3 separate regions of the Homo sapiens genome follow, and regions 1 and 2 are each linked to region 3. A link is an interaction called in ENCODE POLR2A ChIA-PET data of the cell type or tissue named here. Cell type or tissue: MCF 10A. All regions are shown on one strand.

What was found. ChIA-PET counts read pairs that join two places held together with the same protein. Peaks named below come from ENCODE experiments on the same cell type or tissue, not always from the same donor. Only the 100,000 strongest peaks of a DNase experiment are listed, where the experiment ranks them.
Region 1: POLR2A ChIA-PET joins it to region 3 with 28 read pairs; 5 of 35 experiments call an interaction of 5 or more read pairs at or near these places.
Region 2: POLR2A ChIA-PET joins it to region 3 with 58 read pairs; 9 of 35 experiments call an interaction of 5 or more read pairs at or near these places.

Annotation. Positions count from the first base shown.
Region 1 is chr5:172,929,515-172,937,514 of GRCh38, reverse strand. It overlaps ERGIC1 (endoplasmic reticulum-golgi intermediate compartment 1), which reads right to left. Exons shown (of 10, transcript NM_001031711.3): 8 at 4,979-5,079; 9 at 2,205-2,327. Among named protein-coding and RNA genes, the nearest start is that of MIR10523, 18 kb to the right of the region's middle. RefSeq lists an enhancer at 5,119-5,188 and a silencer at 6,136-6,205. In MCF 10A, a CTCF peak has its summit at 4,933 (motif pointing right); DNase peaks (open chromatin) are centred at 4,964 and 6,124.
Region 2 is chr5:172,795,474-172,803,473 of GRCh38, reverse strand. No RefSeq gene overlaps it. Among named protein-coding and RNA genes, the nearest start is that of DUSP1, 28 kb to the right of the region's middle. RefSeq lists a cis regulatory region at 309-1,217. In MCF 10A, no CTCF peak of the experiment used is centred here; DNase peaks (open chromatin) are centred at 2,063, 3,093, 4,793, 7,883 and 1 weaker place.
Region 3 is chr5:172,864,484-172,872,483 of GRCh38, reverse strand. The region is part of intron 1 of ERGIC1 (endoplasmic reticulum-golgi intermediate compartment 1); the gene reads right to left. Among named protein-coding and RNA genes, the nearest start is that of ERGIC1, 34 kb to the right of the region's middle. In MCF 10A, no CTCF peak of the experiment used is centred here; DNase peaks (open chromatin) are centred at 1,963, 3,163, 3,793, 4,953 and 1 weaker place.

The DNA of each region.
Region 1 (8,000 bases), 65 kb before region 3:
AACTTTTCTTTTGTAGGGAGGGGGTCTTGCTGCGGTGACCAGGCTGGTTTCAAACTCCTGGCCTCAAGTCATCCTCCTGCTTCCACCTCCCAGAGTGCTGGGATTACAGGTGTGAGCTACCACGTCTGGCCTGAATTGAGTCTTGTTTTAAATCCCATCCCTCCAATTTCTAGTGAACTTGGGCATCTTTTCACTGCCAATATCACCTCCTCTGTGAAGAGCTGGTCCTTGGCCTTGTCTGCTTTTTTGGTTGTTAACTTTTTCTTACTGATCTGTAGGAGTTCTTTACATATGAATTCTGAAGGCTACCCCTTTCCCATTTGGATGGCAAGTATCTTTTCCCAGGCTGCGTGTGAGATTTTTGCTTTATGTTATGTGCCGTTTGTTGAACAGGAGTTTCTAACTTTTATGTGGTCAAAGAGAACAGCAAAAAACTGTTCTGAGGCTCATGTAAGCACCAGACTTATGACACCCTTTGTATCTCTCTGTCTGTTTTCTGGGGATTTTTGTTTTTTAGAGAAAGGGTCTCGCTCTGTTGCCCAGGCTAGAGTGAAGTGGCACGATCATGACTCACTCTAACCTTAAAATCCTGGGCTCAAGTGATCCTCTCACCTCAGCCTCCTAAGTAGCTGGGACTACAGGTGCATATACCACCGTATCCAGCTAATTTAAGAAGATTCTTAGAGACAAGCCTTCACAATGTTGCCCAGGCTGGTTTCAAACTCCTGGCCTCAAGCGATCCTCCCGCCTCAGCCTCCCAAACTGCTGGGACTACAAGTGTGAGCCACTGTGCCCCGTCCTACTTGGCTTTTCACATCTGCAAACAGCTTCTCCTTTCACAATCTCCTCTGAGTCCCACAAGGCCCTGGGAGGTGGCAGGAACAGAGATGATCGTTCTTACTTCACAGATGAGAAGGCAGAGACCCTGTCACAACATCCCACTGTTCTGCCTCCTGGCACCCACTCTTTCCTCTTCCAGTAGCTGGCCCCTGCCTTTTCTCTTGAGAAACCTCATTCCTCACAATCTGTGTCCCTGCGGTTTGGATGGGGTTGACACCAGAGAGGGTACAGGGCCTAAGCCTGGCCAACCAGAGCATTTGATTTCCCAGGCCACAAGGATGGCATGAGGCCTGAGCTGGGCCAGTGAGAGCTCTGTCCTATCTAGGACTTGGTTAGAATGACTGAGAAAGAGGCCATTTCTACTGGTAAATTCTACTTGAAGATGAAGCCAGTGTAGCGGAAAGCAGATCCGAAGATAGAGACCTACTCCTGGCAATGTTGGAGGCTGGATCCAGCCATGCCTGAGGCCTTCTACTCCTCAGGCCAGCTCAAGGTCTGGTTCTGGATCTTCGGTAACAGAGTCCTGACTAATACTGACCTAGTTATTGCGGGAAATGAAAGAGCCAAGGCCCTTGATCTTGAACCATCATTACAAGCATGAAGAAGTACAGAAGCATAAGGGCCTCCCAATGCCATATTTATCTTTAGGTCTCAGTTTCCAAATCTGTGAAGTAGGGATAGCCACCCTGTCTCTTCCACCTCAGCTAACTCTGGCTTCTTCAGTACCTCCTGGGCCTCTTGGGTGAAGAAGGGCACCCTGACCCTCCTGTTCTGACCCTAAGGACCTTCTGAATGGGAGGCCAGGAAACAGTAGACATGATAGAAATAATCAGCATAAAGGAAAACTAACATCAGCTTGAATCTGCCCTAGAGAAAACTGGATGTGGTAGAGACCATGGCAAAAAAGAGAGAACAGAGAGGAAGGAAAGGGAAAAATCGGACCCTATCAGCAGCTATAACTGGAAATTAGACCTGGAAAAAAAAATGAGTTCAATCTTTGGTGCAAAATTTACACATTAAAGGATAAACTCTGCTAAGAATAATTTCCATAACAATAAAAAGCTGGAGAAAATCCTAAACATCTAGTGGAACCATATGGAGATTTGCTTCAGGAATTAAATGGATTTCAGGGCATTCCCCTCTGGAAAATACTTTCTAGACAAAACGTCATCGATACTGATGTGTTTCTGACAACATTTCTCAGCATCCTTGGGGTCGAAGCCTCCTGTGCCCAGCCAGAGCCCCTAGCCCTGCAGGCTGCCTCCTGTTTCAGCGAGAACAGGTGAGGGGTGCCAAGGAAAGGGGCCCAGAGCAGGCGCAGGGTGGCTGGCTCAGGGCCCCACCCACTGCCCCAGGCCACTCACCGTGGTGATGAATCTGTACAGCGGCTGCCGTCTCTCTGTGTACTTGACCGTGATGGGGCTGAGGTCGTAGCGGAACCAGATTGCAGGGATGATGCGGCCCGTGTGGCTGTAGGCGACGTATTCCTGGGGTAGAGGATATAAGAATCAGAAGTACAAACTGTGTCTCAGGGGGGGCGGGGACTGGATTGCAGAGGGCCCCCCAGCAACCCTCCAGAAAGGGCTTTCCTCCCTCTCTGCCCCACGAAGCCAGACTCCCCCACTCCCTCTCTCACATCCCTTCCCCTGGAGGCCCTGAACTCTGCCGTGCACAGCTGGGCATTTTTGATACCCTTGGTTGTTTAGAAATTGACCAAGTGAGCTGCAAGCAGCACCAGAATCAGAAAATAAATTAGAAAGCAGAGCTGTAAAAGGAAAAGTGCAATTTTTGGCTATTGCCTCCTTCAACCTCTGGGCCACGCGAAATCCATTCATTTATTCAACAATGGTTTGCTGAACGCCTCCACTGTGGTGGCCCATGGCTGGCTGCTGGGGACCCCGAGGTGAGCAAGTCCTGCCCTTTACCCAGAGGGAGTCGCAGTCTGCAGAAGGAGGAAGACATAAGAATATCCCTAACACTGTGACATCATGCATGTGGGATGGAGGAACATGGAGAGTTGAGGGGAATGAATGAATGACCCATTCTCCCGGGCGGCATCTGGGAGACTGGGGAGGGGACATTCTGAGCCACACATGATGAATAAGCAGGAGTCCCAGTGTGTGTGTGTGTGTGATGGGTGTAAATGCCACGTGGGGAGTGGGCTAGCTTCTTCAGAGGAATAGACTGAACTGCAAAGCCAGAAGGCCCCGCCCTGCCACCAACCTTCCTGAGAATGCACACAGCAGGGACTAAGGATACTACGAGGCTGAGCTAACAGTGCATCCTTGGGCCAGCCCCTCCCTCCCTCAGGGACTTGGCTTCCCCATCTAAACACGGATGGGCCTGGGATGATGATCCCTGGGATCTCTCCAGTTTGGGCACTTCAAGGTGCTAAAGTCTGCAACAACTGGAGGCCAAATTGAACCACTGGGGTACCCCCAACCCCACATGCTGAGCCTGAGGAGCCCAGGCCACTCCGGGGGTAAGTAACACTGAGCCCTGACCTCCCGCTGGGTCGCTGCTGCCTGCTCCCAGGGCAGAGTGCGGCTGCAGCCATAGAGAAGCTAAGCAAGCTGTATTTGGCTGCTGGGCCTTGCCAAAGCATTGGGAAAAGGAGCTTTGTGCAAGGGAAGACCAGCTTTCTCCAGGAGAGCTGCTGGGGCAGGATGACTGTCTGGGTCACAACCCAGAGCTGAGGGACAGAGAAAAAGAGTGAAAAATAGCAGCAGTCAGTATCACTTACCTAAAGGCTTTTTTTTTTTGGTGGGCTAGGCATTTTTGAAAACATTGCCTCATGTGACAGCACTCTTATAAAGTATCATCTCCATTTTATGAATGAGTAAACTGAGGCACACAGTGGCTATGTGACATGTCCGGGGTCAATAGCTAGTGAATGACTGAGCTGGAATTTGAACTGCAGCGTGGTCCTGAGCTTGCATCTGTGCTTTTCCATCTGTTAGCTGCTATGAGCATGTGAGGGTTACAATGAGATGCCCCCTGTGAAACAGTGAATAAAAGAAACAGGGGCTCCCGGGAACATCAATTTAGGGTGAGTCAGAACAGAGGGACTAAGTCATTGGACAGAGAGCAGCTCGCAGGTGGGCAGACTCACAGCCCCTTCCTCAGACCGAGGCGTGAGGTGATCAAGAAGCCAGGCTCTGGAGCCCAAGGAAAACCTGTTCTAATCCCCACTCAGCCACTTTATAGCTCTACAACCACCTCTCAGTGCCTCAATGGTCAAATCAACAAAATGGGCTCAATAACAGTCTCAACATCAGAGCTGTCATGATGATTGAGAAGACGGAAGAAGAGAGCTTAGCATGTCTAGCCCCCAGGAAGTACTCAATGAGTGACAGCTATGCCTCCTACTGTTGTTATAATTAACTGAGCTAAACAGGTATCACTTATAAGGGGTTTGGGCAGCCTTGGAACAGAAGAAAAAGGACAGTCCTGGTGGTAAGTGGGAAAAACCCATCCGCCAGGGTCTAGCAGGGGCATTTCAACCAACAGGTTTCAAGTATTCATGTCCCATTGGTGGGATACCCCCAGGGAAGCCCAAGGCTGTCTTGTCTTGAGACCACTAATTGCTGGGTCATCCCACTCTGCAGACTCTGACCATGCTCTGCTGCCCACTAAGGCCTGGCGTCTTCTCCATGACTTTGAGTGTTGGGGTCCTGGGGACACCCCTGTCAATCAACAGCAAATTAATCAACAGCCATCTTGGTGTGACTCAGTAGCCTCATGAGTTTGGGTAAAGTGCCTGTGCCCTGAGAGCAGGAGTGTCTGTCTGTGTTGAGCACCCAGGGGTCTGTGTCTGAAGGACTCGGACCAGATGCAGGGCTGTTTGAGACCTGCAACCCCAGGACCTTTGTAGGACAGAGACTACCTGCTCTTTGTCAAACGCATCACACCCTATCTCCTGGTTAGATCTGTTCTCCTTGACTCTGAGACTGCCACATGGCAGGGACTGGGCTTTTCAATTTTACCCAGGGACAGCGCCTGGCCCAAGCTAACCCCCAGGAAAGGCCTCCAGAAAGGAATCAGAAGAAAGTGCGTCGGTGCAGCCGCCTGTCATCTCTGCTCTCCGTCAGCAGAGGGCGCCGCCGCACACAGCTCGGCCCAGCCACCGCCCGCGCACCTTGTTGGCCACCGTGTACTGGTAGGAGTACCGCTGCTTGCCACTCTTGTCCTCATAAACCGTGGGCACAATCTTCAGGATGTAGTCGTGGGAGGCCAGGGCTGCGGGAAGGACACAGCAGAATGAAGCAGGGGGACGGGCACTGCCCGCTGACAGCTCTATGTCATTTCAATCCTAAGCCTAAATTCCCTGGGCACGGCAGGGGGCTCATTCCCCAGTTTTACCACCAACCAACTGCTCTTCATCTTCTCCCCTTGGATACCGGGAATTGGGAGACTCTATCCATCAGGATCTTTCCTCCTGCACTGTGCACATCATTAAAATTCTGGAAACAACCCAAATGTCCATCAATAGAGCAACCATGAAAGAGTGAGTGTTGGCCAGGCGTGGTGGCTCACGCCTGTAATCCCAGCACTTTGGGAGGCCGAGGTGGGTGGATCATCTGCAGTCAGGAGTTCGAGACCAGCCTGCCCAAGATGGTGAAACCCCGTCTCTACTAAAAATTCAAAAATTAGCCAGGCGTGGTGGCAGGTGCCTGTAATCCCAGCTACTCAGGAGGCTGAGGCAGGAGAATCGCTTGAACCTGGGAGGCGGAGGTTGCAGTGAGCTAAGGTCATGCCACTGCACTCCAGCCTGGGCGATAGAGCAAGACTCTGTCTCAAAAAAAAAAAAAAAAAAAGTGTGGGTGCTAGGAGCAGCTATTCTCCAACAGGGAAAAGAACCAAGTCATGGGACAGGATACACATGTGTCCATGGATTGGGGGAGGAGGAGACACTCTGTATCCATGTAAATATATAGGAGAATTATCTGGAAAGATGCCCAAGGAACCACGGGCAGCTTTAGCTTCTGGGGAGGAAGGCAGGATTTGAGAAAGATCCCATTTCATTGTACATCCTCTGACATTGTCTGAATAGTTTTACTTTTAAAACAAACTAGGTTTCAGTATTAAAAAGAAAAGAGCCTATCAACCAGAAAAACTGCACCAATGAAGCACTGATGAACTGAGAATGGGGAAAGAAATCAACGGCAGATCAGTTCTTCCTGGATGGGGGAGCTGCTGAAGGCAGGGATGGAGCCTTACTCAACTCTGTGTCCCCAGAGCCCCGTGCAGGGCCTGGTACCAAGTGGACCGTGGCAAATGCTTACTGAATGAATGAACGGATGGAAGGATGATTGGACAGGGGCATGAATGAAAGCACAGATGAATCAGCTGCTGATAAGCGTGAGGTAACTGGAATCCAATGCTGGGCTGATAGAATGCTGGCCCAGAGCTGCCAAATATCACTCAGGAAAGGTATGAACTCTCCTGGGCCTTCTGGGATGCTTACAGGAAGCTCATGGGCCTTCCACAATCTCGGGTCACGGACTACAGAGCTAAAATAACACAGAAATTTAGGCCTGTGGGTTCTAAGCCTGGTCGCAGAGTCGAGTCAGTCCTCTTCTGTAAGAAGGCTGGGAATGCAGACAGCATTCACTGCCCTGACACTCCCTCCCTGCCCCTTCCTGCCAAAGCCATATCTCAGTAAGCAAAGGAAGTGCTTCTTGAATTGTTTTGAGTAGGTTCCTCTGAAAACCCGAGAAAAGTCCTGCAGCCGCAGAGCCCAGTCCATGAAGACTCCAACATCCCTCTGTTCAACCCTGTAATGGTTCTCAGATGTCAGAAGCAGTCGAATCATTTGGAATAAAAAGACACCTGGACCTCTTTCCAGGAGCATCCCGCCAAATGGGTCAAGGGTGGAGCTCAGAATTTGCATTTTTAAAACAAGAGCCCAAGACCACGCTTGATAGTGGTGTCCAAACGCCCATTGCCCTAGGTTAAAAACTTGAAGGAATGAAAAAGTGAATGCCTTATCAAAATCACCCCTGTAATATTTCTTGTTAAAATTTGTACAAGGCCGGATGTGGTGGCTCACGCCTGTAATCCCAGCACTTAGGGAGGCCGAGGTGGGAGGATCACTTGAGGTGAGGAGTTCAAGACCAACCTGGCCAACATGGTGAAACCCCATCTCTACTAAAAATACAAAAATTAGCCAAGCCTGGTGGCACACACCTGTAGTCCCGGCTACTAGGGAGGCTGAGGCAGGAGAATCGCTTGAACCCGGGAGGTGGAGGTTGCAGTGAGCTGCCACTGCACTCCAGCCTGGGCAACAGAGCGAGACTCCATCTCAAAAAAAAAAAAATTGTACAAAACACAGGTGATCACCAAGGACAAAACAAAAAATCACCATAAATTCACCATCCTCAGAAAACTATGGTTCACAGTCTCACATATAAACTGCCAGACATGTTTATACATATATTTGTATTTTCCTAAAATAGGACCATACCGTATCTTTTTTTTTTTTTTTGAAACGGAGTTTCACTCTGTCACCCAGGCTGGAGTGCAGTGGCACGATCTCGGCTCACTGCAACCTCCACCCTCTGGGTTCAAGTGATTCTCCTTCCTCAGCCTCCTGAGTAGCTGGGACTACAGGCGCCTGCCACCACGCCTGGCTAATTTTTTGTATTTTTAGTAGAGATGGGGGTTTCACCATCTTGGCCAGGCTGGTCTTGAACTCCTGACCTCGTGATCCACCCGACTTGGCCTCCCAAAGTGCTGGGATTACAGGCGTTAGCCACCGCGCCCAGCCATCTTTTTCTAAGAACTGAACATCATGATCAACTTTTCAGGTCTAAGACACAGAACATAAGCTCTGCAGAGTTTGTTTTATTCATCTCTCTATCCCCAGAACCTAGCCCAATGCCCAGCATATAGTAGGTGCTCAATAAATCTTTGCTGCCTGACTGCCAGTAAGGTCCTGACACACCTCGCTCATCTTGGGCAGTTACCATGCTCAGTCAACCCCCTATGGCTGGACACTGACGTGGTTCCTCATTTTCAATTTTATAAACAATGACCTAATGAACATTATTTTCCTAGATTTTTGTACACTCTCTTAATTATTTCCTTAGCTTACTCTCCTATGAGTACAATTGATGACTCAAAGGCAATGACCATTTTTAAGGCCTTTGATACAATTT
Region 2 (8,000 bases), 69 kb after region 3:
CCCCATAAATATGTACAATTATATATTAATACCAATTAAAAGTTTTTAATGAAAATATTAGAAAGATCACGAAAAAAGTCATCTTAATAAGTCACAAATGAATTTAAAAAATAAAACCTCTCCAAATGGTCACCAACTCACTTAAATGAAAACCAGATACTTTAGCCAGGCACAGTGGTGTGTGGCTGTAGTCCCGGCTACTTGGGAGGCCAAGGTGGGAGGATCCCTTGAGCTCAGGAGTTTGAATCAAGCCTGGGCAACCTAGGAAGATCCTGTCTCCACAAAAAAAATTTCTGAAAAGGTACCTTATCAAGGCCCCTCTTCCCAACAGTGCTCCAGGTGCACTGGCCTCCCTCCATGTCCCCAGGCTGCTGACACTTGCTGTACCATCTACCTGGAATACTGTCTCTATTAGCTTTCTAAGGTTGCCATAACAAAATCCCATACACTGGATAGTGTGTGATAGTGAAACAACAAAAGTTTATTCCTCACAGTTCTGGAGGCTGAGAGTCCAAGATTAAGGTGCCGGCAGGTTTGGTCTCTCCTTGGCTTGCAGATAACCATTTTCTCACTGTGTCCTCTGAGGGTCTTTTCTTTGTGCTCACGCATCCTTGGTGTCTGTCCTAATCTCCTCTTCTTATAAGGACACCAGTCATTGGATTAGGGCCCACTGTGATGACTCATTCTAACTTAACTGCCTCTTTAAAGGCCTTATCTCCAAATACATTCACATACTGAAGTATTGGGGGTTAGGGCTTCCACATATGAATTTTGAGGGGGTAGCAATTCAGTCTATAACACTGTCCCAGTTCTTCAAAAGCCTGGTTCTAGCTGGGCATGGTGGCTCACACCTGTAATCCCAACACTTTGGGAGGCTGGAGTGGGAGGATCGCTTGAGCCCGGGAGTTTGAGACTAGACTGGGCAACAAAGTAGGGCCCTGTGTCTACAAAAAAACACAAAACAAACAAACAAACAAAATAAAAGTCTGATTCCTTCCTCCTCAGGATCTAAATATTAGCCTCAGGTGACTTCACTTCCTGGAAGCCATCCCTGGTCACCCCCATCCCATCAGTCCCTCTGTACCATAAGGCCCTGCTGATTTTTTCCCTTATGTACAATCTATTGTTACCACATTTGCCTATCTGCCTACTTGTTTATTGTCTATATCCCCTAGTGGTATCCTGGCAAATATTTAACATCGGCTTTTGGGTGCAGGATGGTTGTGGGTAGTGGGGAGGCTGCCTTACAGCGTCTGCCAATTTCTGTGGTGTAAACATACCCACTGTGGCCAATTTCAAACTACCAAAGTGATGTCACATGGCTGTCCAAATTCCTGAAAATCTAAAACAACCTGTTCTTGTGAGCAGGTGCAGTCTGGCTCCAACTCTCCCACTACCAGGTAGACTCCACTGAGGGCAGGAGCCTTGCCTTCTTCTTCGTAGTCAAGTCTCTAAGGTCTAGGACAGTTCCTAGATCAGAAATATGGCTCAACAACTTGAATTCATTCTTGAATGAATAAGTTAAATTCTTAATCCCAATCTGAAGACCTCCCATGAGTTTGCCCTTTTGGCCACCCTCATCTCTTTGCTGGCCCTTTGGCTGCCTGGGCCCCTTTACTCCCCAGATGTTGTGGTGCACCCCTGGCTATGTCCAGGTTCCCCAAAGGCCACATGTCCTTTCACTCCTCTCTTCCCAGACAGCCCTGAACCTGGATGACTTCTATTAGCCTTCCAGATGCAGCTGATGGCAGGCAATGTTTTTCTTAGCCCTGTGGGGTGACACGATCCCTGGGCTCACCAATTCCCTGGTGCCACCTTCTCTCTGGCCCCTGATCATGGTGGCTGCTTCTTCCTCTGCCTCCCTTGGGGCTCCTGACCCAATTTCCTGGCACACAGCAGGGCTCATGTGAGTAAGTGAAGGCATATGGCAGAATACCAGTTATGGGGCAGGGGTAGAATTGGTGCGGTGGGGAGTACTCACCTACGGCACAATTTGACCAAAGGCTGTACTCGCCCTGAAAGAATGAAGAAATTCTCCATTCATGAAAGTATGAAGAAACTGATGAGCAATTAAATGCCTGAGCCCAGAGTAATGATGATTAAGGAATGCTGGAAAAGGCATGATTACAAGGCTCTGACAGCATTTGAAAGTTCTAAGTTCCAGTGAGTTCAGGAGAGTGCTTTGGGTGGGCAGGGCCTGACTGTTATCAGAGGATGCTAGGCCCCTCGTTCCTGACCCATTAGATCACCAAGAGCTGAGAGTAAGGCAAGTTGTCACCATTTGTGCCCCACCTTACCTCACTGCATTTTTTTTTTTTTTTTTGAGTGGAGTCTCATTCTGTCATCCAGGCTGGAGTGCAGTGGCACTATCTCGGCTCACTGCAACCTCCACCTCTCAGGTTCAGGTGATTCTCCATCTCAGCCTCCCGAGTAGCTGGGATTACAGGTGTGCGCCACCATGCCTGGCTAATTTTTTTACATTTTATTTTTAGTAGAGAGGGGGTTTCACCATGTTGGCCAGGCTGGTTTCGAGCTCCTGATCTCAAGTGATCCACTCACCTCGACCTCCCAAAGTGCTGGGATTACAGGTGTGAGCCACCGTGCCTGGCCCTCACTGCCTTTTGAGAAGCAATTTGACCTGAAGGATGAGAAGGACCATGGGAAGATGTGGGGAAGGGGGTTCTTGCTGGTGGGTTCTTAAGGCAGGAGAGTGTGTTCTGTAAAATGGGATAACAATAAAGATTGCCTCCTACAGTGACAGAGAGGATGAAATGAGATATCATCAGCACAGTGCTTGGGACAGAGCTTGGCTTCCGGTAAACACTCACTGAATGCGGGAGGACAGTGTTCGCATGCGTTTGGCCACCAGAATGTCACCTTCCTGAGGCAGGGTCTCTATATCTGTCCCAGCTATATTTCCAGAGCCTAGAAACAGTGCCTGGCACCCAGTCGGCACTCAATACATGCTTGTTGAAGGCATGAGTGAGCTGATTACATAACCATCTTCTGGTAACAAACCCAGGGAGAGAGCTCCAGTGCCCCGGCGCTTGGTTCCCACGGCTCAGTGCCGCAATCTGTTTATTTCCCCACTCACCCTGCGCAGCCCTAGCAGGCAGTGACTGCACAGAGCTGATGACTCGGCCTAGTACTTCTCTAAATGCTGCCTGGGGCTGGTGGAATCTCCAGGGCCTGGCTCATCAGGGTGAGCTGATGACTTGGGGCCCAGTGCGGCCCACTTTCCCGTTAGCTCAGCCCGGGTCAGCGGGCTGGCTCAACCTTCGGGTTCTGTCCGGGGAAGGGAACAGAACATTCGGCCCCAGGCAGGAAAGACGTTGCACAGGCCCCTGAGAAGCGAGCCCTGGCCTGTCCCACTCCACTGCCTCTCTTTGTTTGTAGCTCACTTCTCTCCTCCCTCTGACCCTGAGGCTGCCCTCATCCTGGAAGATGATGGGGCTGTCCCGAGGAATATAGGCTTAGAGCTGGGGGCAAATTGATGGACGATCTAACAGTACCAATGTGCTGGACCCACGCTCAATCACTTAACTGAGCACTTACTCTGTGTCTGTTCCTATGCTAAATGAAAAGGTTGAATTTCACTTACTCTAAAGAAACACCCAACTATTTCCCAAATACTCTGTTCTTTGATGCCGCTCGGCCTTCACATGGGTTGTTCTTGTTTCAAATGCCTTTCCTGGTAAGTACTCAACCTTCAGCACCCAGCTCCTCTATCACCTCCTCTCAAAAGCCTTCCCCAGCTCACCCAAGACAGTAAAACCACAGTCTTTCCTGGGACCCCCAACATTTAGGCTTGCGCGTCTGTCTCGCACTGCGCCGTGGCACCTCCAAAGCCCAGGCTGGGCTCCATTCTTCTCTTGATCCTGGGGGTCCTTCTCCATGCCCAGCACACAACAGGGGCACTGCAGATGTTGGCTCCTCCCTTCCCAGTCCCTGGCCACTTCCTTTCCATCTCTGTATGCCCCTCGTCCCTTTGTCTGTGTATCATATTTTTGTTTTCATTCTAAGAACAATGCTCATCCTGTTATAGTTATTTGTTAATGTAAGTGGAATGACACAAATGAATCAATGACATTTGTCATTGTCTGGCAGGACACCACACAGGAGGTGTTCAATTATTTGCCTAATAGAATCCATGGTCACCTCCAGCAAGAAATCATCAGAATAGGTAGAGAAGGAGAGGATGAGGCCAGGACAAGGAGGAGAACAGAAGGTGCTGGAACTAACATTTTCTGACCTATGTGTGTCAGGCGTGTTTCATTTATTTCTCACCATAATCCTATTATGATCACCCTTCTTATGGATGGAAAATGAAGGCACAGAGAGGTGAGGTGACTTGCCCAATATCACACAGCAAGTGAGTGGCAGAGCTGGGGTTTGAGCCCCGTCTACCAAGCCCCACCCGTTGGACAGGGAAGGTGGAGTGTGCCTGTCGCAGAAGAGTGCGCAGAGAAGCAAGGAGAGACTGCAAGACACTGCAGGGAGAATGAATGGGTCAGACCCAGACCCCGGGCTGCACAGTCCCTGCCTTCCAGATGTTCTCTGTCATGGCTCCCCGGACAGATGCCCCCTGGCCCGTAGAACCGCCCCAGACTCCTCCAACACACTTAACCACTTTCCGTGGAGACCACTGTGCTTTTCAAGGAGCTTTTTTCTAATATTGACCCCAACCTATACAGTTCCCTTTCACTCCCTGGACCAGGGTTTGGGTTACCTTAACCCCTCAGGATTGCACAACGCCCACTGAAGGCTTCAGGAACCCACAACTTCTCAATAATGCTGAACTGGGTGAAATTTCCCAGTAGCCACCTCCTCCGCCTGACTAATGCTTCTTAGCTTGGCAATGCAATGTCCTATTTTTAAGGAACCCAGTCATTTGGTTTAGATTCTTTATTTGTTTTATTTTAATGACCTTCTGAATCATTCATTTTTCTACTTTTGAACTGATTCACTCTTCGCCACTTCCTTGTATAGAAATCCAACCCCTCCTTTAGGGCTCAGCACCAACACCCACCTTCTCCCGAAAATTATCCTCATACCATCCTCTCTCCAGGAAGAAGTATTCCCTCCCTCTCCCATTTCTGTGCCATTCATCTGGTATTTATTATATTGTCATGGTCATTATCATAATGATAATAATAATAATAATAATGATATGCCAGCTACTTGGGTCATTGCTTTTCATTTTTATCATGACCCCAGGAAGAAAGTGATTATTATTTACATTTTACAGAAAATGAAACTAAGCCTCAGGGAGTTTATACCTTTTGCTCAAGGTCACACAAAGTAAGTGATGCAGCTGAGGTGCTAGCCAGCTGAGCCCAACTCTGAAGCGAGTGTCTTGAAAGGCAGCTGTTTGCATGGGGTGCCTGGTACTGTGATGGGGGCTTGGGATGATTGCGCTTGGGGCTGTGATTTTGGTTTTGATGTCTGTCAACCCCCGCTGGAGACTATGAGCTCCACGAAGTGTTCTGTTTCCTGTTGCACTGTAAGTAATCAATATCTGGGAGCAAATAGCTGATGTTCCATAGACATCGACCCATGGCTGGAGGACTTCCTGTCCTTTCTATAGTGTTAGCAGCTTGAAGCCTTACACAGTTTTGCATTTCTTACAACATCAAGTGCTGGGTAGCAATCTTGATCAATGCTCATTGAATGAAGGAAGTAAGGGACAGGCATGGGCTTGGGGGCTTCCAGTGAGCTTATTTTCTAGCTGAAAACATTCGGTAGGAAATTTTCTAGAATGATCTCTATAGCTCAGGATGAATACTGTCAGATAAGACCTCCTCATCACTTTTTTCAAGTTAAAGTAACAGAATTTATAGACTAAGGGTTCAGTTGAGTTTAGGCAACACACATTTATGGATGTCTACTGTGGGCCAGACGCTTCACTCAAAGACAGCTGTGTGAGCAACCAGCCAGGCAGAGGGCCTTTGGGTGTCCACCCTCGCTCTCACTCCTTCTGGGAGGCAAGCTCCCTAGTGCCCTGAAAACAGGCAGAGTTGGAACCTTGGAAACTGGGGGAGAGAGGGGATAATAGCCATGTCTGGTCAAAGAAGACCAAGCAGTAAAGATCTCAACCTCGTCTGGGCACGGTGGCTCACGCCTGTAATCCCAGCACTTTGGGAAGCTGAGGTGGGCGGATCACAAGGTCAGGAGTTCGAGTCCAGCCTGGCCAACATGGTGAAACCCCATCTCTACTAAAAATACAAAAATTAGCCAGGCATGGTGGTGCACGCCTGTAGTCCAGCTACTCGGGAGGCTGAGGCGGGAGAATTGCTTGAACCCGGGAGGTGGAGGTTGCGGTGAGCCAAGATGGCACCACTGTACTCCAGCCTGGGTGACAGAGCAAGACTCCGTCTCAAAAAAAAAAAAAAAAAACAAAAAACTCAACCTCCCAAAGGCCCCTGAGAAAGGAAACCAAGCAGCAGTGGGAGACCTGGAGGCTGGCTCATCTCTCGTGGGGCATGAAGAGGGCGGGCCTTGGCCACCAAGGGGCCACAGAAGAACTGGATGAGGTGGAAGAGGTCTAGGAAGGATAATAAAAATGAGAGGCCAGTTGGAGGTGGCACATGGAGACAAAGAGGTCCCCTTATCCTTCAATTTCATGCTTTTCTCCTCAAATTCTGTCTTGTCTGCCATCCATATTGCTAGCCCTGCTTTCTTTGTGTTTGTGTTTTCCTGATACTCCTGTGCCCAGCCTTTCACATGTAACCACGAAGGGATACTTTGTCTCTGGTAGGGCTTCTGTTACCAGCATCTCATTGGCTTTTTGGTTTTAGGGCCCAAATCACAAGCTTCACCTTTTGATAGGAGTGGTCTCTCGGGGAAGCAGAGAGCCCAGTGGTTAAACCTGGCCTCTTGGAGCCAAGCTGCCTGGGCTGGACGGTCACCTGACAATCTGCTGACATCTATGGGGCCTCTCCTGTTTCCACCCTAAGGACAAGGGAGAGCATCCCCCCTTGGCAGGCCACGTGACAAGAACATTCCATTGGCATGCAAGGGACCCCCACATTTGGGGTGAGCGATTGGCCCTTTTTAACTCAAGAGCATCTTGACTGCTGGATTTGGCCAGAAGGGCAGGGATCCCTGCCCTGCTTCTTCTCGCGTGCAAGGATGAGACTCTGACATGCTGATGAAGTAATAGTAGTAATAGTACTAGCAGCAAACACTTACTTGGAGTTCACTGTGGGCCCAGCACTGTGCCAAGGCCTTCCCCATTTCATCTCGTTTGCATTTCTCTATATCGGGATTAAGAGCATGCGCTCTGAAGACAGACAGCCTAGGTGTGAATTTCAGCCATGCCACTTACTGGTTCGGGCAAGTTACTTTACTTCTCTGGGCCTCAGTTTCCTCACCTATAAAATGGGGTGAATAATAACACCTGATAATAGATCCTTTACACACAGTAAATGGCATATAAATATTACTATTCTATTTCAAAAAATCTAATATCAGCTTCCTCTTTCCTCGGCTTGTGAAAGGTAAATATTTAAAAGAGAAAGCTGATAGAGGGAACGGTTCATTTTTCAGAGCTTCAGGCAAAAGGGAAGGGACTTTTGCAAGAAGGAAGACATCAGAGTGGATCATTGTGGCCTGCATTTCCAAATGGGGAAAGAGAGGCTCAGAGAGGGTGAGTTAGTTGACCGAAATCACACAGCCAACAAGCAGTCGAGAAGGATTTGAACTCAGGCCTATCTGATGTCATAGCTCATGTCCTTGATTCCGACGCTATATAGCCAGTCCTGGTGGTCATGGAAAGATCAGGCTCCTGGCCCCACATTGAAAATGGAAATATGAGTCACCAGCCATCCCTAGGGGAAGCTAGGGAGTGAAAAGAGCTCAACTATGGGGCAGAATGTTCCGCCAGATGCTGGGGAGTGGCTGCCAGCACCACTCAGTCTCCTTCACGCCAAGGAAAGGGAGGAGGAGACAGCATGGAGGAACAGGGGTCGCAATCCATCGGAGCGCAGCCTGGAATGGGG
Region 3 (8,000 bases):
GGCTGAGTTCTGGTGAGGCCTGGGGTAAAAGCACAGTGCAGGATTAAGATTTTAAGAGGGGAAGGAGAATGATATTTACTGAGCACCTCCCATGAACCCAAGTAGTAACTCATATTGTCTCATCTGATCCTCAAATCTGATCCTCAAAACCATTCAAGGTATAAACACTAGCTTCATCCCCATTTTTACAGAAAAATAAAACTGAGGTTCAGGAAAGACTGTGTAGAGACAGTGACTCAGACTGAGGCCTTGAGTACAGGCAGACACATGGGGACGAGGCTGGAGGAGAAAGGGTGGAGGTTCCTGCAAAGCTTCATGGCCCCCTGAGGCCCGAGGTTACTCTATCTCGTGGCCAAGCTGGGGTACATGTCCTCGCCCATCTGAACACAAGGTTACTGCACTGGGCTGGGAGCACAGCGAAGAGACCTGAAGGGGCAGGCAGCTAGCTGTGCACTTTAGAAAGCAAGATCTGGCTCACAAATGAAAAGGTGAAACTCTCCACACAATCCCAGGCAAAAGGGCTTTAGGAAAGGGGTCAGAATGTTTTCCTTGTGGGCCTGGCTGAGAGGCTAGTTGGTGATCACTTCCACTTCGGCACATCTCAGTGTTGTCACTTTTTCTATAATAAGCAGGTTATAAATGAAAAGAAAGACACAGTCAGGGCCTGTCTTAGCAGATCTGTCTTTGGCTGTGTGTTATCTGCCCCTCCTTCTCACCCCACTGCCCGCCAACATTCTTTGTTCCCCAAAGACCACTGCTATTCCAGCTTGGTGCCATCTGTCTGCATCACCCCCTCTCTCTCCTTCATCAGCTCACAGTACTTTGCATCCTCTAGTGCTTACTGTGGACCACACACTGATCTAGGTGCTGGGAGCACATCGGAGGTCAGACACAAATCTCCCAGTCTTCACCTAGATTATCTCCTAGTGGGAGAGACCAACAGTGAATGAACTCATATATGTCAGTGCTGATAAGCGTTATGAAGAAAAATAAAACAGGTTAAGGAAATAGTGTAATGCCAGGGCCCTTCGGATGGGGCTCATCAGACAAGGAGATCATGACATGCAAATGGAGATCGGAATTAAGTGAGACAACAGCCACAGGGATAGCCAGGGAAGAGCATTCCAGGCAGAAGGGACAGCAAGTGCAAAGGCCTCGAGGCAGGGAGCGTATCTGGCAGGTTCCTGGAACAGCAGCGAGGCTGATACAGCTGGAGTGGCCAGTGAGGTCAGAGGTCTCGGGCAATTGAAAACTCAGCTCACGCATCCCTTTCTCTGAGAAGCCATCTCCAATCAGCCTCAGGCCGGATGAAGTGCCCCCACGGGGACCTCTGCAGCCCCTGAGGTCTCCCTGTTACTACCGGGCACATGCGATGATTGATGTCACTGAGCATGCGTGGACTGCATTCACAAACAACAGCACGGCCCACACTGCCTCATTAATACTATTGGTGTCTTCCCCTCAAAGCTGTGAATTCCTCAAGGGCAGGAGGTTGTCTTACGCATCTTGGGGTTCCCCAGGGGCTGGCACTGTGATCTGAAGTGGCGAGCATCATCTTTAAGCAGCAAAAGGCCCGCTGAGCCAGGGAAGACTGTGAGTCTTTCCTGAGCCAAGAGCTCACCTGAGCTGTGCAGGCAAGTACCCTCGGGGAGCCACTTGGCTTCCTCACCACCCACCAGCAATGAGGCTTTGCAGAGGAGATCCAGGCAGGCAGGCGGGGAGGAAGGGAGTGGCTGCGAGAGGGAGGGAAGGGCTCTGCTCCCCGCTCCCCCTGCTAAATTTCCCATATCTGCCTCAACTTGTGCTTTCTTCAACAGTTCATGGCATAACTGAGCCCCTGCTTTGAGGAAAGCCCACATGAGAAAATAAAAATGTAAAACTAATTCATCAGGCAGTTATGATTCATAGAGAGGAAACACCTTTCCCTCTGAAAGAGATTCCAGGAAACGTCAGCATCCCAAGTGAGTTAACAGACCGGAGCGTTGGTCATCTAGCAGCTCACATCAGCAAATGAGAGACAGCCAGGCCTTACATGTGGGACAGAAGTATACTTGTCTGGAGTAGAAAAATGCCTACTGAGAATAGGCAGGAACTGGAAATTAGAGAAGTGGGCTGGGTGTGGCCTGTGGCAAACTGTGGAGTCCATAGAAAGCCTCCCAGCTTGGCACATGGCTGGAACCAAGGGGTCCGAGGGCAGCCCGTTAAGTGAAACCAGAAATCTGGGGAATTAGGTAAAATCACCAATTAAAAAATGATGGCAAGTGTTTCAAAAATAAAATAATACGCAAAGCAAAGGAAACACTTCTGTGGGTCAGATTTGGCCTGAGTATTATCAGTTTGTGAACTTGGCCTTAAATCTTGAACGTGAAGTATTTTTGTATCAGAATAGTCAGTAGAATGAAAGATACAGCAAGAAGAGAGAGAGAGACATAAAAGTTATAGAGCCAGAAGGGAGCTTCAAGATCATGGAGTTCCTGTGTGGTCAAGAGGTTTCATCTCAGGGATCAAGTCTAGTGGCTGCCAGGCTGGTAAGGCTGAGACCCAACTCTGTTGGAGCCCTGAGATAGATTAGCAATGTCTGCCAAGGACATGGGAATAGGAATATTTGCTCTACACTTTCTGGGTTTGATGAGTCCAGATGCATCTTAAAGGCAAAAACTGATCCAGAAAGCTGTACCAAATTCCCTAATGTCACAAGGAAGAACGGGTGTCCCATCTGGGGCTCTTCTCATGACACCCCCAGATGCCCCTAAACATTTTGATCTGCAGTCTACCAAAAACTTATCTTGGAGAGAAGCCATCTCTAAACCAATAATGCAAGTGGATAAGAAAATTTGATTTTTACAGTGATTCATTTTCTCCATGACTTCTTAGAGACAACATCTTTTCTAAATAGCAAGGAGAGTCTGAACCCTGACAAAGCCATCTGAGGCTGCTACCTCTGGCACACGAAATATCCCAGCTGAGGGACCTGAGCCCAGCCGAGGGGTCTGGCGCCAGAGGGAGCCTGGACCCACCAGAGAGCCATGGCTTGCCTCCCAGCTTGGCCCTCCCCATCCCACTCGGTGTGAGTCATGGCTAGCGACTTCAGTGTGCTGGCTGCAGAGTCCTCAGTTTTACTTGGCTCCTGAGCAAAATGTACTTTTCCAAAGGACACTCATTCAACTGAAGCTGAATTTTGCAATTCCCTGGCAGGGGTGAGGCCAGCCTCCCCTGAGCACACGCTGTCCTGGGGAATGGGGACCAAAGAATGTTGTTGTCACCCCCCTCACCTCCTCCTTCCTCCTCCCCAGGGGGGAAGATCTGTCTATACACTGGCAGAGCCCTGGCATGCCTGCCATTCCCTCAGCCTCTGCTAGTCACCCAACAGCAACCATTGCCTCCCTCCAGCTCCCCACGCAAGGTGCACTCCTGAACTGGATTTCAAACTGCACCTGACAGCAGGCCTGGAAGAACCACTGGAGAAGATGATCCCACAGCTAAGCCAGCCCGGGAAGCCCCCGCAGAGTGCAGAGCCACGCCCTGCTGCACATCACTGCTGGGGGTTGTGGTGGCTCAAGCACCAAGTGCATCGTGAACCTGTTTTTCTTTTTTCCCTCTTTTAAAACATAGGCTATATTTTTAGAGCAGTTTTAGGTTTACAGCAAAATTGAGCAGAAGATAGCGATTTCCCATATCCTGCCTGTCCCCACACATGCACAGCCTCCCTCACTATCAACATCCTGTACCACAGGGTTCATTTGTTATGATTGATGAATGAACACTGACTCATCATTGTCTCCCAAAGTCCATACTTGACATCAGGGGTCACTCTTGGTGTTGTACATTCCTTCGGTTTAGACAAATGTCTAATGACACGTATCAATCACTGCAGCATCACACACAGTTTCACTGCCCTAAAAATCCTCCGTGCTCCGCCTATTCATCCCTCCCTCCCGCAACCCCTGGCAACCGCTGATCTTTTACCGTCTCCATAGTTTTGCCTTTTCCAGAATGTCACAGAGTGAAAATCATATGGTATAGAACCTTTTCAGATTGGCTTCTTTCATTTAGTAAGAGGCATGTAAGGTTCCTCCATGTCTTTTCACATTTTTCTAGCTCATTACCTTTCAATCCTGAACAATATCCCACTGTCTGGATGAACCAGTGTGCTTGGTATTTCAATCCCCACGGATTTTCAGAGCCAGGGGCTCTGCTGTCTCATGCATTAGCTGCATGACTTTGGACAGATTTTTCTCTGAACCGCCAGTGTTTTACATCTGTAAAATGGGGTTAAAATACTGCTTACCTCACAGGAGTAAGGATTAAATGCAGAAACGCATGTAAGGCTTGAATGGCAGCTCCCAGCACGTAGCAAGCGCATGGTGGATGTGAGCTGTGATTATCATCATCGCTAGCGCTGCGACTGTCACTACATTCCTGAGCTTTCTATGGCTTCTCTCTTCTGCAGAGCAGCATGGAGGGGAGTAGAGACAACCCAGCTTTCGGCTCAAATCCTGACTCTGCTAAGCAACTGGCTGAATCTCTTGGAGCCTCAGTTTACTCATCAGTAAAATGGGGAGGGGCATTACGTCTCCCTCCTAGGGAGATTTTGAGAAACAAATGAGATCACAAATTGAAATGTAGAAAAAACCCTTGGCATTCAGTAGGTGCTCAAAAAAGGTCAACTGCTCACTGTGAAGGAGAGGTCCTCTGTGCTTCCTGTGAATAGCCCTGCTGAGCGCAGAATGCAGGGAAGGGAAATGGTGGGTATATTTGCAGATGGAAAGGGAAATCTAGACCCACTGCCCAGCACCAGGATTGAGAGCCCCTCTGCTGGTTCATGCTAGGGCAGAGAGAGAAGGGAGAGGTGAGTGCCCTCCTGCCCAGCCCAGCCAGGACCCAGAGGACAGGGGGCGGCTAGGACTCGGGGGTGGAGTAACACCTCTGCAGTGAGCCAAGGCCTGCCTGGCTGTCTTCTTGGTGTCAAATGACGGCAGAGGCTGGAACACTGAGGCAGTGGCCAAGGCCAGCCAGCAGTTGTTCTTGCGGCCTCCAAGGAGTGGAAATAGGGACAGGGAAAAGTTACGGGCAGCAGCCAGCAGTTCACAGCAGGTTCTGTGGAATTGCTGGGGCTAAGCAAGGACTCCTGTGCTCTCCTATGAATCGTCCTTGGCCTTTCATCCAAACTGGACCTGCCCACCTGGGAGGTCCACCACCCCCGCCTGTACCCAAAGGGATCACACCCTGACCATGCAGTGTCAGTGATGCCAGGAGGGAGGGGCTGCCAGCATCCCCACTTTCCAGGTAGCACGATAAAGGTCACCCAAGGTGGCATTGCTGGCAAGCACTGGAGGTGGAACTCAAACCCTTGGCTTGCAGAGCCCCCACAGCCTGAAGCCAAGCCAAGGTCTGCAAAGACTCTGCATGGCCACTGCTCTCCATCTGCATCATCTCCATCTGCATCATCTCCATCTGCATCATCATCTCCATCTGCATCATCTCCATCTGCATCCCCTTTCATTTCCACATTCATGCATTTTTTCATGCATTCATTCAGCACCTGTTCTGCAAATATCACTAGCACCTGCTCTGCTAATGATAAAAATGGGAGCCAAACAAAGGCAGTCTCTGCCTGCCTGGAGCTAGAGTCAAGAAAACCTCCACTGAGAATGCAGAGTTACAGAATGAGATAAGCATCGGGGAAGGCCCCTGGGCCGCCCGTGCCTCCACTAGACAATAGACTGGAGAGTATACAGGTGGTGAGCCTGGAGCTGCCCTTTCTGGGTTCAAGTCCCAGCTCTGCCACTTGCTAGCTGTGGCCTCGGGGAATTCACTTCACTGCCCTGTGCTTCAGTTTCTCAGGCTGTCAAATAGTGCTCACTTCGCTGGCTTGCTCAGAGGGGGTTCACATGTTAGTACAGGGAAAAGGCTTAGCACAGCGCCTGGCCCCCATGGGGGAGTGCTTCCCCTGTGACGCAGCTGCAGGGTGTAGGGTACATGGAGGACCACAAGCATTTTCTTCCCAAAGGAGAAGCTCCTTCTCCCCCACAAATCCCTCTGAAGGCTGCCTCTGCAAAGAGGTGGCACCAGTGGACACAGGAAATTAGGCCAGAAAGAGGGGCACGGTGCATTCCCCATAGGTCCAAGATGAGAGAAAAACCAGGGCAGCGGCAGGGGCCCCCACCAGATCATGGCTGCTGAGGGCTGTGAGCATCTCCCTCCCACACCCACCTCCCTCCGCTTCTCTCCCCACTCTGCTCTCCTCCTGCCTCTCCCCAGTTGGCCTTTCCTTCTGGACTTTGCTCCAACTGTCTTGACCTCTAGAGCATGGAGCTGAGGTTCTGAATCCCAGAAACACTTGGAACATTTAAATTAAAATTTAATTGGACTCGGCAATACCAAATAAGAAAAAGAGAGTTTATACTCACTCAAAGGATCTGTTAAGAAATTGTACATAGGTAGTACAAATTTACCAACTTGCATGGGAAGGATAAATACCACATTTAGGAGAGTATTTCTCCTGGGATGGGATGGAGATGGGTCAAAATGGAAAGTGCAGACAGAAGAGGAATATAGGGGCTTAAGGTTTGCTTCTCAGGATGGGAGGTGGGTGTGATTCTATATGATTCTATATGTCCAAAATAGTCTATGAAATAAAAAATAAGCTCAAAAGTACCCCAATCAGGTACTATAACAATAAAAAAGAATGAAGCACTGATCCGACCACATGAATGAATCCCACAGATGGGACATGGGATGAAAGAAGTCCAACACACACAGATCAGATCATATGATTCCACGTGTGTGACCTGAAGAACAGGCAAGACTAAAGCAAGGGGAGGGAAGTCAGGAGATAGGTCACCCCGTGGTGGGGGTGCTGGCTGGGAAGAGGCATATGCAGGAGCTTTCTGGGGTACTGAAAGTGGTGTGCACCTTGATCTGGGGGTGGCCACATGGGGGTATCAGGTAAAAAAGCCATTGAGCTGTATACTTAAGATAAGAACACTTTACAATCTGCAATACCTCAATTTAAAAATTCCTTAAACATTTAGAAAGAAAGAAAACCAAGTCATCAGCCACATTTGGGAACCCTTTGCACTGGCTTATGTTAATATTAAAGAGACTGTTTTAGAATTTCTTTCTATAGGCCAGGTGCGGTGGCTCACGCCTATAATCCCAGCACTTTGGGAGGCCAAGGCGGGTGGATCACCTGAGGTCAAGAGTTCGAGACCAGCCTGGCCAACATGGTGAAACCCAGTCTCTACTAAAAATACAAAATATTAGCCAGGCATAGTGGCGGGCGCCTGTAATCCCAGCTACTTGGGAAACTGAGGCAAGAGAATTGCTTGAACCCAGAAAGTAGAGGGTGCCGTGAGCCGAGATCGTGCCATTGCACTCCAGCCTGGGTGACAGAGTGAGACTGTCTCAAAAAAAAAAAAAAAAAAAAAAAGAATTTCTTTCTATAGCAATTTGATATTTGATTCCTTCATTTGATCACTTCCTCTGGGAAGAGCGTTGAGCAAGGCTTTGCAGCAGATACACAAGGGAACTGCTCCAAGGCCTCAAGGACATGAAAATAAGTCAGGCTGACCCAGGCTGGAATCTTAATTTGCTCTTACTTGCTGTGTGAGCCGGGCTTAAGTGATGTCCCTCTCTGAGACTCAGTGGCCTGATACGCAAAACGTGGTTAGGACAAAATGAGACAGTGTTCAGCACTGTGCCCAGCATATAATAGGTGCTCAAAAAAAAAGGGGGGGGGACATGTTAATATGGTTCATGCTTTAACCCTCTACAACAATGTTTTTACCAACTGCAGATGACGATGACTAGTGAGTTAAAAAATCAAAGTAGTAGATTGCAACCAGCATTTAAAAAAAAAAAGACAGCCCCTATATTCCTCTTCTGTCTGCACTTTCCATTTTGACCCATCTCCATCCCATCCCAGGAGAAATACTCTCCTAAATGTGGTATTTATCCTTCTCTTGCCTGTAATCACTTGAGGCCAAGAGTTTGAGACC